Regions from separate parts of the Homo sapiens genome. Here all the other regions are linked to region 1. Evidence: chromatin contacts called from ENCODE Hi-C or POLR2A ChIA-PET data. All regions are on one chromosome and are shown on one strand. Each heading gives the region's core, a stretch centred on a gene start or an enhancer-like site at or near the end of the contact. The rest is flanking DNA. Distances are from core to core; before and after follow the strand shown.

Region 1 (4,285 bases), core at 830-3,329:
ACAGCTGGGACGTAGGAGGCTGTAACTGACCAGTGTGGGACTGGAAAAGGAAAGAGAGATGTTAGAAAGTGTGGGCCTGGGGAATCCTAACTAGAAGGCCCCTGGTGCTGGGGAAATTAGGGTAGGAGATGCTGCATTGTTTACTATGAAAATTCCAGTCACTGCTCTTTTAGCAGTCATGCTAGTACATTAGCCAAGGCTGTTTATAAAGGTATAGTAAACTTTCACTTCTGCAAGGTCAGTGAGACTCTCATTTGCAAAAGATCATCTTGTTGCCAAGAACAAATCACCACCTAGTGAAACATTTAGCTCAGCCATGAAAGTGAAACCAGATGACGAATGAACTAGTGTCCACACAGACCCTAGGTGTCTCTGGGCAGTAGGAGCTATTGAAAGTTTTAGATTTGCTTTTTGGAAAGATCGTGCTGGCTACCCTGTGGAGGATGGAGTTAAGAGGGACAAGTTGGAAGACCACTTATGAAGGAAGTGAAGTTGTCTAGGGGAGGGATGCTGAAGCCTGAACTACAGATGTGGTCCAAGAGAGGAAGGAACACGTTTGAAACATATTTAAGAGGTGTGCTTTGGCCGAGTGCGGTGGCTCATGCCTGTAATCCCAGCACTTTGGGAGGCCAAGGCAGGTGGATCACTTGAGTCCAGGAGTTTGAGACCAGCCTGAGCAACATTGCAAAACACCATTTCTACAAAAATATAAAAAATTAGCCGAGTGTGGTGGTGTGCGCCTGTAGTCCCAGCTACTTGGGAGGCTGAGGTGGGAGGATCATTTGAGCCTGGGAGGTGAAGGTTGCAGTGAGCTGAGACTGCACGACTGCACTCCAGCCTGGGTGATAGAGTGAGACCCCATCTCAAAAAAAAAAAAAAAAAGAAAAGAAAAAAATAAAAGGTTGTGTTTGGCAGCACTGATAACTGAATGATGCAGGCGGTGAGAGTGAGGGAATAATCCAAGATTATTCCTGGTGCCAGGTTTTCAGGTGACTGGGAGAATGGTGATCCCATCAGGACCCCAAGCAGAAGGCGGGGGTTGGAGGGAAAGATGATAGGTTGAGTTTTGGCCAGGGTGTGTCAGAAGAGCCCTGAGATATCCTGGGGGAGACGCTGGGTTGGCAACTCCATGTGTGAGCTTGAATCTCAGAAGAGAGATCAGGGCCACAATGAGTTGTCAGCAGTGGGTGTCACTTAAACCATGAGAGTGGTTGAAATATCACAGGGTGGACAGAATGAAACCATGAAGAAGGTGTGGGAGAGGTACAAGGAGAATCAGGAAAGGTCAGAGGGCCAGAGAGGCCAAGGGAGCAGAGTTTAGAGGTATGATATGGCACAGTGCAGTGGTTCTCTAAGGGCCTACGAATTGCCTGGAGAGCTTGGAAAAATGTAGATTCCTCCTCAGGGGACCTGGAATAACCAGTACGATTCTGGAAGAAAGAAAAACCTGGAGGACTTACACTTCCTGATTTATTTACTTTCCTTTCTCCTTTCTCCTTTCTTCCTTCCTCCCTCCCTCCCTCCCTCTCTTCCTTCCTTCCTTCCTTCTTTGGAAGAAAAACCTGGAATACTTACACTTCCTGATTTATTTCCTTTCCTTTTCCTCCCTCCCTCCCTTCCTTTCTTCCTTCCTTCCCTCCATCCTTCCTCCCTCCCTCCCTCCCTTTTCTTTTTTCTTTTTTGAGACAGGGTCCTACTCTGTCACCCAGGCTGGAGTACAGTGGCGTGATCTCGTCTTACTGCAGCCTCCACCTCCTGGGCTCAAGGGATCCTCCCACCTCAGCCTCCTGAGTAGCTGGGACTACCAGCATGTGCTACCACGCTCAGTTGATTTTTAAACTTTTTGTAGAGATGAGGTCTCACTATATTGCTGAGGCTGGTCTTGAACTCCTAGGCTCAAGCGATCCTCCTGCCTTGGCCTCCCAAAGTGTTGGGATTACAGGTGTGAGTCACCATTGTGTGACCTGCCCTATACCATTACTCACCTTCTTCAAACTTCTAATAATAAACAAGAAATACCTACTGTTTAATGACCTCCTACTGTGTACCAGGCCCTGAGCCCCAAGACCCACAGCTCTGACCTCATTTACTCAACACAATGGCTTTGTGAGCTAGGAGCTAGGTGGGTCAGCCTGAGGGGCTGGTTTCCGTAGTGAGTCCTCTCCTGCCCACATCTGGCCTTTGCCTGAGCTGGCCCCAAATTTCATCTCCTCTGTGTCTCCTCTGAGTTGATAGGACTGGAAGCCCCTGGCTGTCTGTAATCAAGTCCACAAAGGTTCATGAGTCAAATCAGAAGTCAATGTACTGTTTCCCAAAGAGAAATTTTCTGTCAGATGGACTTCCTGGCACCTTCTCCCCTGCAGCAGCTCTTTGAGTGCTGGGTGAACTTGCTCTAGGCCTGGCAAGTTGAGAACACAGTCTGAGAGTTCAATGCCTATGGGCTCTGAGCCTTGCCCAGGCCACTTCACCAACAGGGAAATGCCTGCCAGGAGGACCCAACACTTGGGCCTGGCAGGCCACCATCTCCCTGGCTCTGCTCCCGTGGGCCTCACCGCAGTGTGCCTCAGTGACATCCCCTTTTCACCGATCTTTGGCATCCAATGAACACATCTTTTCTTCACCTCCAGCCAGGTATCCTTTATGTCTCTTGAGGGTAACTTTGCATGCCCTGATCCATGAACAGTCAATTTCCTAGACTGAAATTTGGGAAAGCTTATTGCCAAGAGCCATGGACTGGGAGTACCTTATTTTGCCCCTTTCTCCACTTACTGCCCACACAGTTTCAGGAAGGAAGCAGTGGGTTAAGTAAATGATGACGTCTATTCACAGGAATACCTTGCAGCTTTACACATTAATGAGGTACCATGATTTAAAAAAAAAGTCTACTATATTATTAAAAGAGCAAATTGTGTAATATGTATAGTATGGGCCTGTTTGCATTTAGAGTGCTACATTTTTCCTTCCCCCTCTTCCTCTCCCTTCCCTTCCCTCCCTCTCTCTCCCTCTTTTCTTTCATTCCTTTCTTTCAACCAGTATTTAGTCAATGCCTACTGTGTGCCAGGCACTGTTCTAAGTACTAGGATACAGCAGGGAACAAGTCCTCTGTCTCATGGAATTATATTCTTATGAAGAGAGACAGATTTTTAAAACCCAAAAACATGACATATGGATGTCAGATGATGAAAAATGCCCTGGAGAGAAAGAAACCATGAGTGAGGCAGATACAGGGATTATGAGTTGGGGGGTCTGGGGAACAGCACTTTGAATAGGTTGGGCCAGAGAAGACCTGATGGCATTTGCAGGAGGTGAGGGAGTGAGCAGTGCAGGTATCTTGGGGAACAACTCTATTCTGTGGTTCCATACCTTGATATCTACCTGTGCATCTAGTTATCACTCAGACATATTTACTTTGTTTGTTTGTACACACACAGACCAAGGCTGAGTGGATACCCACCCAACTGTTACCAGGGGCTACCTCTGGAGAATTGGCTGGGGTTGAGTAGTGTTGGGGAACGGGATGCTTTTACTCCACACAAATCAGTACTGTTATATTTATTTATTTTTAACAATAAGCACATATTGCTTTTACAGTTTAAACTTTTATAGGCGCAGTGTCTCATGCCTATAATCCCAGCACTTTGGGAGGCTGAGGCGGGTGGATCGCTTGAGGTTAGAAGTTCAAAATCAGCCTGGGCAACATGGTGAAACCCTGTCTCTACTAAAAACACAAAAAAATTAGCTGGGCATGGTGGCGGGTGCCTGTAATCCCAGCTACTCGGGAGGCTAAGGCAGGAGAATTGCTTGAACCTGGAAGATGGAGGTTGCAGTGAGCCGAGATCGTGCCATCACACTCCAGCCTAGGCAACAGAGCAAGACTCTGTCTCAAAAAAAAGAAAGAAAGAAAGAAAGAAAAAAACACTTTTTTAAAAAATGAACTTTTATAGCCCTGTCCCCTCCCAAAAGAGAGTATGGTCAGCAGAGTCGTCTTGCTGCTTTGACCAGTGGTATCAAGGAATAAATGAGATAATTGATACGTGATTGCCAGTGGTTGTGCCTATGTCTAGAAAAGGTTAAATTTTGTTTCCTTCTCATATTCTTCCCCTCAGTGCCCAGGCAGGGCTAGGTATCCAGAAGTGCATAATATAACCACAGTGGAGTCCTGGGCTCACCTGCCTTGGTGCAAGTCCCTGGGAGTCAGTGCCTGGGCTCCACATCGTATGCATCTGAGGGCTGGTCGGGTCTAGTTCCCTCCATAGAGATTAAGGAACCCCTTAAGGGCTTATCC
Region 2 (4,285 bases), core at 1,290-3,789, 250 kb after region 1:
CAGCAACTGGGCCATAACACTCTAAACAGGATTTTTTTTTCTTTCCTATACCTTAATGCTCAGCAAAGGATTTTAAAAATTAATACATTTTCAAATAAATTCTATACAGATTAGGACTCCTATTTTCTCCTTTTCCCATTTTCCTCACCCATATTCTGTTTTTGTAGATTTCATTTCTATATTACACTACGACATAAGGAATTCATGTTCGCTAAGGGAAAAAACTAGAAGTTATAGCAGTGGGTGGTCAAAAAGAAACTAAGAATCACTCATAATCTCTCTCCCTGACATTAATATTTTGGGATATCTATCTTTGCTAGGCATTCTTCCATCCATGTAAATAAAATGAACCCATCAATACTTTCACACTATATAATGAACATTTTTCCATGTCAATGAATACTTTCATATCAATGTTCTTTTTTCTTAAGAGACCAGGTCTCACTCTGTTGCCCAGGCTGGAGTACAGTGTGCAATCACAGCTTGCTGCAGCCTCAAACTCCTGGGCTCAAGTGATCCTCCCACTTCAGCCTCTGGTGTAATTAGGACCAGGTGTGTGCCACAATGCCCAGCTAGTTTAAAAACTTTTTTGTAGAGATGGGATCTCACTGTGAGGCTAGTCTCAAGATCCTGGCTTCAAGCGATCCTCCTACCTTGGCCTCCCAAAGCACTGACATTACAGGTGTGAGCCACTGTGCCCAGGACACGTCAGCATTCTCAATCAGGACACAGAATTTCAATGTCTGGATATTGCCAGCTACAAGTGCCACACAGAATGAACTCTTACTTGGTTTGCTCTGGAGTCTGAGCTCAGAGATTTGCTTTCGTTGAAAGCTGACCTGTGGGCAGAAAAGGTGTCCCTGGCAGCTGGTTAGCTGTGCTTCCATTTTCCGTGGCCAGTGGTCCATGGGGGTGGGGGATGACTGACAGGGGGACCAGCTCCGGGGCTCTGCTGGCTTATCCTGGTGGTGGGATATTGCTGCCATAGTGTATTTACCCACTCCCCTACTGTTGGATATTTAGGTTGTTTCTGACTTCTCACTACTATATATAGCACTGTCGTGAATCCCCTTGTTCACATGTCTACGCACACTTCCTTAATAACAATGCATTTCTTTTTACTTTTTATCTTGTTGTATTCTATGCATATTTATAAGTACCTTAAATCTTTTCCATAAGAAGAATGAGAATTCATAAATGGATAACTAACATGTCATTGGGGCCTCTGAGAAATGACTCCATAGGTTTCTGATGAAGAGGTACAGAGATGTCTGAGGAGAGAGGTGGGCCCAGCAACACGCGCCCAGGTATGGAACGCTTTGTCCTTATCTCAACCACCTGTCTCCTGAAACAAGGTGACCCGCTATTCCACCACAAGTGGTGAGACCTCACCCAAGGTGCTATATCTCTCTGGGGCTTAAGGGAGTTAGGCTACCAAAACTTGACATTTTTTCCCCAGCTCTGACATGCATATGTTCTCCGACTCCTCCATCTCTTTCAGACCTAAGAGTCTGAGATTCTCACAGTGCAGAGGGAATGTGATGCTGTGGGGAGTGGGCAGGGGCAGGCAGGACTCATGCATTCATTCCTTTCCCCCAAGAACCGTTTCTGTATGCCTTCTCCATGTCAGGCTCTGCCTTAGGTGCTAGAAATAAGTTAAACTGTAGCCTCATGGCCAGGCGCAGTAGCTCACGCCTATAATCCCAGCACTTTGGGAGGACAAGGCAGGAGGACTGCTTGAGGCTAGGAGTTCACAGACCAGCCTGCGAAACCCCATCTCTACTAAAAAAAAGTACAAAAATTAGGTGGGCATGGTGGTGCACATCTGTAGTCCCAGCTGAGGCAGGAGAATCGCTTGAACCTCGGAGGCGGAAGCTGCTGTGAGCCAAGATCGTGCCACTGCACTCCAGCCTGGGCAACAGAGCGAGACTCCGTCAAAACAACACACACACACACACACACACACACACACACACACACACACAGACACACACATACCCTGCAGCCTTCACATCAAGGAGCCAGGCTTCACAACCTTCAACATGCATCTGCAGCTCTTGGCAAGTTCTGATTCAGCAGGTCTGGGCAGGACCTCAGGTGCTGAGCCCAGCCACACCTGTCACCTAATCCCACCACCAGGATAAACCAGCAGAGCCCCGGAGCTGCTCTCCGTCAGTCATCCCCCACCCCCATGGACCACTGGCCGCGGAAAACGGAAGCACAGCTAACCAGCTGCCAGGGACACCTTTTCTGCCCACAGGTCAGCTTTCAACGAAAGCAAATCTCTGGGCTCAGACTCCAGAGCAAACCAAGTAAGAGTTCATTCTGTGTGGGGCTTGTACTTGCAAAGCTGCACAGTTCAGCATCTTGGCCCTCAATACGTCAGATCGGCGGGCGGTGAGAGACAGTTCAAATGTCACCCCTCCTAGAGGGCCAGGCAGGCTGCAAAGCGGGCTCTAACCTGGTCAGTACCCAATTTGCAGGGCTAGTTTCCACAGATAAAACAATCGGGGCTGAGCGGGGCTGTCTCCTGAACCTGCTGCCCCGCCCTCTGGGAGGAAGAAGGCTGGGCGCGGGGGCGGTGAGGCAGGAAGGCCCCGCCCAGCAGAGAGTTCTCCGGGACCACCTTTGCAGGCAGGAAGCAGATTCTCCTGTCACTCCAGCACGGGCCTGACTCAGGCTGGAGGAAAAGCAGGGCCCATCGCCAGAGTCCTGGCTGGAGTGAGAGGCATTTGGCTAATGGAGCCCCTCGCAACCACATCAGAACCTCGCAGTGTGTGGAGGCGGCCAGGCTGTTTATCTAAAGGGTGGATCGTGTGAGAGATAGGGGACAGCTGGGCTCCACGCGCTGGCTCCAGCCAGAGAAAGCTGATTCGGCAGCTCTCCCAGGGCAGGGCTCCGCAGCAATCCACGCAGGGGAGAGGGGAGGACGGGCGAGCCCAGCTGGGGCACATCTGTAACCCAAGAGGCCGGCTCCTCGCCCCTCCCAGAGGGTGGAGCTCCCAGAGACTCAAGCTTTCAGGCCCCAATCCTCAAACCTTCATCCTTGTGCCCTTTCTATCTAGCTCAAGAAAAAAGGGTGCATTACTACAAAAAGCTGGTGGCTTTCCTGACCCAGAAATTCCCCTTAAAAAGAGACAAGGACAGCCGGGCGCGGTGGCTCACGCCTGTAATCCCGGCACTTTGGAAGGCCAAGGCGGGGTGGATCACCTGAGGTCAGGGGTTCGAGACCAACCTGACCACATGGTGAAACCCTATCTCTACTGAAAATACAAAAATTAGCTGGGCGTGGTGGCGGGCGCCTATAATCGCAGCTACTCAGGAGGCTGAGGCAGGTGAATCGCTTGAGCCTGGCAGGCGGGGGTTGCAGTGAGCTGAGATCTCACCATTGCACTCCAGCCTGTGTGTCAAGAGTGAAACTCTGTCTCAAAAAAAAAAAAAAAAAGAGAAAAAAAGAGACAAGGCCACCCAGTCTCTGTGGGGACCATGCAAGATTGCGGGAAACCTCAGAATTCATTTGTTCATTCTACTTAGCTGAGGACTAAGCAGTCCCCTGTGTTACATGCAGGGGACACATCAGCGAGCATCACAGAAGAAGAGAGGGACAATAATGATAAGTGTGGTTTTTCTTCTCTTTTCTTTCTTTCTTTTTTTTTTTTTTGAGACGGAGTCTCGCTCTGTTGCCCAGGCTGCAGTGCAGTGGTGCAATCTCGGCTCACTGCAACCCCCTCCTCCCAGGTTCAAGCGATTCTTCTGCCTCAGCCTCTTGAGTAGCTGGGATTACAGGTGTGTGCCACCATGCCCGGCTAATATTTTGTATTTTTAGTAGAGACGGGGTTTCACCATGTTGGTCAGGCTGGTCTTGAATTCCTGAGCTCAAGTGATCTGCCTGCCTCAGCCTCCCAAAGTACTGGGATTACAGGTGTGAGCTACTGTGCCCAGCCTTCTTTTCTTTCTTTGAGACAGGGTCGAGCTTTTGTTTCCTAGGCTGGAGTGCAGTGGCACAATCCCAGCTCACTGCAGCCTTGACTTTCTGGGCTCAAGTGATCCTCCCACTTCAGCCTCCTGAGTAGCTGGGATTACAGGTGTGCACCACCCAGTTAATTGTCTTTTTTTCTTTTAGAGACAGGGTCTCACTATGTTGCCCTGGCTGATCTTGAACTCCTGGCCTCAAGTGGTCCTCCTGTCCTGGCCTCCCAAAGTGCTGGGATTACAGGCATGAACCATCATGCCTAGCCATTTTCTTTATATTTATTCTCTTTGGGAGTTCACAGGGCTTCTTGAA
Region 3 (4,285 bases), core at 899-3,398, 170 kb before region 1:
ATCAGGCGCTGCAAATAAACGGAAACAGTTTTAAAATACAAGTCCTTGCCTTTTACAAATTCTTTTTTTTTTTTTGAGACAGAGTCTCACTCTGTAGCCCAAGCTGAGTGCAGTGATGTCATCTCGGTTCACTGCAACCTCCGCCTCCTGGATTAAAGCGATTCTCCTGTCTCAGCCTCCCGAGTAGCTGGGATTACAGGCGCGCACAACCACGCCTGGCTAATTTTTGTATTTTTAGTAGAGATGGGGTTTCACCATGTTGGCCAGGCTGGTCTCGAACCCCTGGCCTCAGGTGATCCACCCGCCAAGGCCTCCCAAAGTGCTAGGATTACAAGCATGAGCCACCGCGCTCAGTCCACCTTCTTCAAAACCTTAAACCATAATCTCAAAATGTCATTGCAACATGGAAACATACACCTCCAACCCATTAAAAGACTACTGAAAGTTACAATAATAACACAATATAAATTATTGTTTCTTTCTTTCCGTTTTTTTTTTTTTTTTTTTGAGAGGGAGTCTGCCTCTGTCGCCCAGACTGGAGTGCAGCGGCAAGATCTCGGCTCACTGCAACCTCCGCCTCCCAGATTCAAGTGATTCTCCTACCTCAGCCTCCTGAGTAGCTGAGATTACAGGCGCGTGCCACCACGCCCCGCTACTTTTTGTATTTTCAGTAGAGAAGGGGTTTCACCGCTTTGGTCAGGCTGAACTCCTGACCTCGTGTTTCGCCTGCCTCGGCCTCCCAAAGTGCGGGGATTATAGGCGTGAGCCACACCGCGCCCAGCCAAATTATTGTTTCAAAAGGATCTTTACGCTGGGCGCAGTGGCTCACGCCTGTAATCCCAGCACTTTGGGAGGCCGAGGCGGGCGGATCACGAGGTCAGGAGATCGAGACCATCCTGGCTAACACGGTGAAACCCCGTCTCTACTAAAAATACAAAAAATAAGCCGGGCGTGGTGGCGGGCGCCTTGTAGTCCCAGCTACTCTAAAGGCTGAGGCTGGAGAATCGCTTGAACCTGGGAGGCGGAGGTTGCAGTGAGCCGAGATCGCGCCACTGCACTCCAGCCTGGGCGACAGAGCGAGACTCCGTCTCAAAAACAAAACAAAACAAAACAAAACAAAAGGATCTTTACTGCCTAGTAAGCAGTAGCTTCAATAATTATACAGGACAGGCAACGTGGCTCACGCATGTAATCTTTCGGAAGGCCAGAGAGGGAGAATCTCTTGAACCCAGGAGTTCGAGAACAGCCTGGGAACATAGGGAGCCCTCCTCGCTACAAAAAAAAAAAAAAATGTTTAATTAGCCCGGCGTGGTGGCGCGTGCCTGTAGTCCCAGCTACTCCGGAGGCTGAGGCGGGAGGATCGCCTGAGGCCAGGAGTTGGAGGCTGCAGTGAGCCATGGTCGCGCCACTGCACTCCAGCCTGGGAGACCCTGTCTCAAAATAATTATAATTATTAACAGAACGAATGAGTTGGACTCGCAGAGCCTAAGTGACCTGCAAGAACTTCACAAAATAAGCGGGTAAAGACCCAGGCCGGGCCGGAGGCCTGTCGGCGCCACACGCCTAGGCAGCCGGGGCAGAGGTCGGGGGAGGTCCGCTCCAGTGCTCCGCGCGGCGGCGGCGCACTAGGATCGGGCCGGCGCCCGGCAGACGAGGGCCAGCTACGTCCCTGACGCCGCTTGGGCCCAGCGGGGTCGCGCGGGGGCTCTAAATACCTCCTCCTCGTCCTCCGAGTCCTGCCGGCCTCCCTCCAGCCTCAACGAGAAGTGACTCATGTCCTCCTCCTCCTCCTCTTCTTCCTCCTCCAGCTCCTCTTCTTCTTCCAACTCCTCGTCCTCGTCCTCGAAGCGGCCTCTGAAGCGGCCCAGGCTGCGCTCCGGCTCCAGCTCAGGGGGCCGGGAGCCGGAGCAGCCGGGAGCCCCCGTCTCAGACAGAGGCGCCGGTCCCTCCTCACCCGCTGCGGGTGCAGGGGTGAGGGCGGGCGGGGAGACAGGAGGCGGAGGCGGCAAGGCTGCAGCTCCCTCGGTTTTGGCAGCGCCTACGCTGCCCGCCGTCACCACCGCGACCCCCTCCATGGTCGGGAGAGACACCAGGCGAGGCGAGGCGGCGGGAGAGCGCGGGAGTTCGGCCGGCCTCGGACGCCACCACTGCGCAGGCGCGGCAGCCTGAGGGGCTCGCCGGGAAATGTGGTTTAGCGGCCCTCACCTCCGCGGGGCGCAAACCCTGCAGCTCCGGGGCAGGCTGCGGGGCGCGCGGGCCGCACTTTAAAGGAATCTCACCAGATTTTCTCCTTGGAAGGGGACGCTCTCTTCGCCGCCTTTTAAAAACAGCAAAATTGCTACCGTTCCAAGCAACAATATTCTGTTTGCATCACCTAATTCACAGAGCACTGAACTAGGTAGCATGTGACGTTGCATCACAAATAATAATCATTTCCACTTGAGTACCAATTATGCATTTCCTCTGTGGCAAATCACCTCCATCCAAGATTATTTCCCTTAGGAAGTATAAAGTTCCTGTTCTGAAGTATGTACGTTTATTTATTTTAAGGAATTATATAGTGTATTGATACAAGGTGAAAATCTAATCACTACTCAAAGATCATCCATGTCACCCCATCCCATAAAGCCCATTATATTGAATTCGAAAAGCTTTTTTTTTTTTTTTTTGAGACAGTTTCGCTCTTGTCGCTCAGGCAGGAGTGCAGTGGCGCTCACTTGCAACCTCCGCCTCCCGGGTCCAAGCGATTCTGCCTCAGGCTCCCAAGCAGCTGGGACTACTGGCGCCTGCCACCACGCCCAGCTAACTTTTGTATTTTCAGTAGAGACAGGGTTTCACCATGTTGACCAGGCTAGTCTCAAACTTCTGATCTCAGGTGATCCACCCGCCTCAGCCTCCCAAAGTGTTGGGTTACAGGCCTGAGCCAGGGCGCCGGGCCCAACAAACATTTATTGAGGGCCTACTGTAGCAGAAACTCAGACCCACCCAGGTACAACCCACCCCATTGCCCAATTTTATTAAGAGAGGTTTGGAGTTGGCTTAACATTATTCTTGCTAGTCCGGGCGCGGTGGCTCACACCTGTAATCCCAGCACTTTGGGAGGCCGAGGCGCGCAGATCATGAGGTCAGGAGTTCAAGACCAGCCTAGCCAACATGGTGAAACCCCGTCTCTACTAAAAATACAAAAATTAGCTGGGCATGGTGGCGCGTGCCTGTAATCCCAGCTACTTGGGAGGCTAAGGCAGAAGAATCACTTGAGCCCAGGAGGCGGAGCTTGCAGTGAGCTAAGATCGTGCCACTGCACTCCAGCCTGGGCTACAGAGTGAGACTCCATCTCAAAACAAAACAAAACAAAACAAAACAAAACAAAAAACAAAAAAACCATTATCCTTGCTAAGATAATGCCAGCTAATGTCACGATGCCTGCAAGAAAGATTCGGGAAGTCAAATGCTCCTAATCAAATAATGCCTGGCAAAGTCACATTTAAGAGCTGAATGTGACCAGGCACAGTGGCTCCCGCCTGTAATCCCAGCACTTTGGGAGGCTGAGGCAAGCGGATTGCCTGAGGTTGGGAGTTAGAGACCAGCCTGACCAACATGGAGAAACCCCATCTCTACTAAAAATACAAAATTAGCCGGGCATGGTGGCGCATGCCTGTAATCCCAGCTACTCGAGAGGCTGAGGCAGGAGAATCACTTGAACACAGACGAGGTGGAGGTTGCGGTGAGCCGAGATCACACCACTGCACTCCAGCCTGGGCAACAAGAGCAAGACTCCATCTCAAAAAAAAAATAAATTTTAAAAATATGGCCAAGCGAGGTGGCTCATGCCTGTAATCCCAATGCTTTGGGAGGCTGAGTTGGGCGGGTAACGAGGTCAGGAGTTTGAGACCAGCCTGACCAACATGGTGAAACTCCATCTCTACTAAAAATACGAAAATTAGCCGGGCATGGTGGTGCACACTTGTAATCCCAGCTACTCAGGAGGCTGAGGCAGGAGAATCACTTGAACCCGGGAGGCGAAGGTTGCAGTGAGCCGAGATCGCACCACTGCACCCCAGCCTGGGCGACAGAGTGAGACTCCGTCTCAAAAAATTAAAATACAATAAAATAAAATAAAATAGCTGAATGTGTGCCAGGGGTGGTAGCTCATTGCCAGCCTGGGCGCCAGAGCGAGACCCGGTCTAACAACAACAAAAAAAAGAAAATGCTGAATGTGTTGTCTAGGGAATTGATGAGGAAATCAAGTCATGGTGTTTCCTTGGGGAACAGTGAACCAAGTTAA

Evidence for each region. A loop is a pair of places that touch in the nucleus more often than their neighbours do. ChIA-PET counts read pairs that join two places held with the same protein, here RNA polymerase II (POLR2A). Pooled maps may share reads with other maps.
Region 2: a pooled map shows a loop between it and region 1 (2.7-fold over the local background). The contact joins the enhancer-like site here to the promoter of NEURL1-AS1 in region 1. A Hi-C loop is called at or near these places in 1 of 50 pooled maps. POLR2A ChIA-PET finds 5 or more read pairs at or near these places in 3 of 52 experiments (GM12878, H1 and WTC11).
Region 3: a pooled map shows a loop between it and region 1 (2.8-fold over the local background). The contact joins the promoter of PCGF6 here to the promoter of NEURL1-AS1 in region 1. A Hi-C loop is called at or near these places in 6 of 50 pooled maps. POLR2A ChIA-PET finds 5 or more read pairs at or near these places in 5 of 52 experiments (OCI-LY7, Panc1, WTC11 and 2 more).

What each region holds. Positions count from the first base shown.
Region 1 is chr10:103,515,363-103,519,647 of GRCh38, forward strand. NEURL1-AS1 (NEURL1 antisense RNA 1) reads right to left here and starts at 2,080. Exons shown (of 4, transcript NR_120675.1): 1 at 2,024-2,080; 2 at 1-40. All of the region lies in intron 1 of NEURL1 (neuralized E3 ubiquitin protein ligase 1), which reads left to right. RefSeq lists enhancers at 153-232, 253-412.
Region 2 is chr10:103,769,797-103,774,081 of GRCh38, forward strand. All of the region lies in intron 2 of SH3PXD2A (SH3 and PX domains 2A), which reads right to left. Among named protein-coding and RNA genes, the nearest start is that of SH3PXD2A-AS1, 25 kb to the left of the region's middle. RefSeq lists an enhancer at 1,546-2,516. Within about 2 kb of position 2,540, at least 33 of the 41 ENCODE cell types and tissues checked have a DNase peak (open chromatin) inside an H3K27ac peak, as active enhancers do.
Region 3 is chr10:103,348,992-103,353,276 of GRCh38, forward strand. It overlaps PCGF6 (polycomb group ring finger 6), which reads right to left and starts at 2,149. Exons shown (of 10, transcript NM_001011663.2): 1 at 1,716-2,149; 2 at 1-8. The coding sequence starts at 2,075. RefSeq lists an enhancer at 1,377-1,882 and a silencer at 2,048-2,277.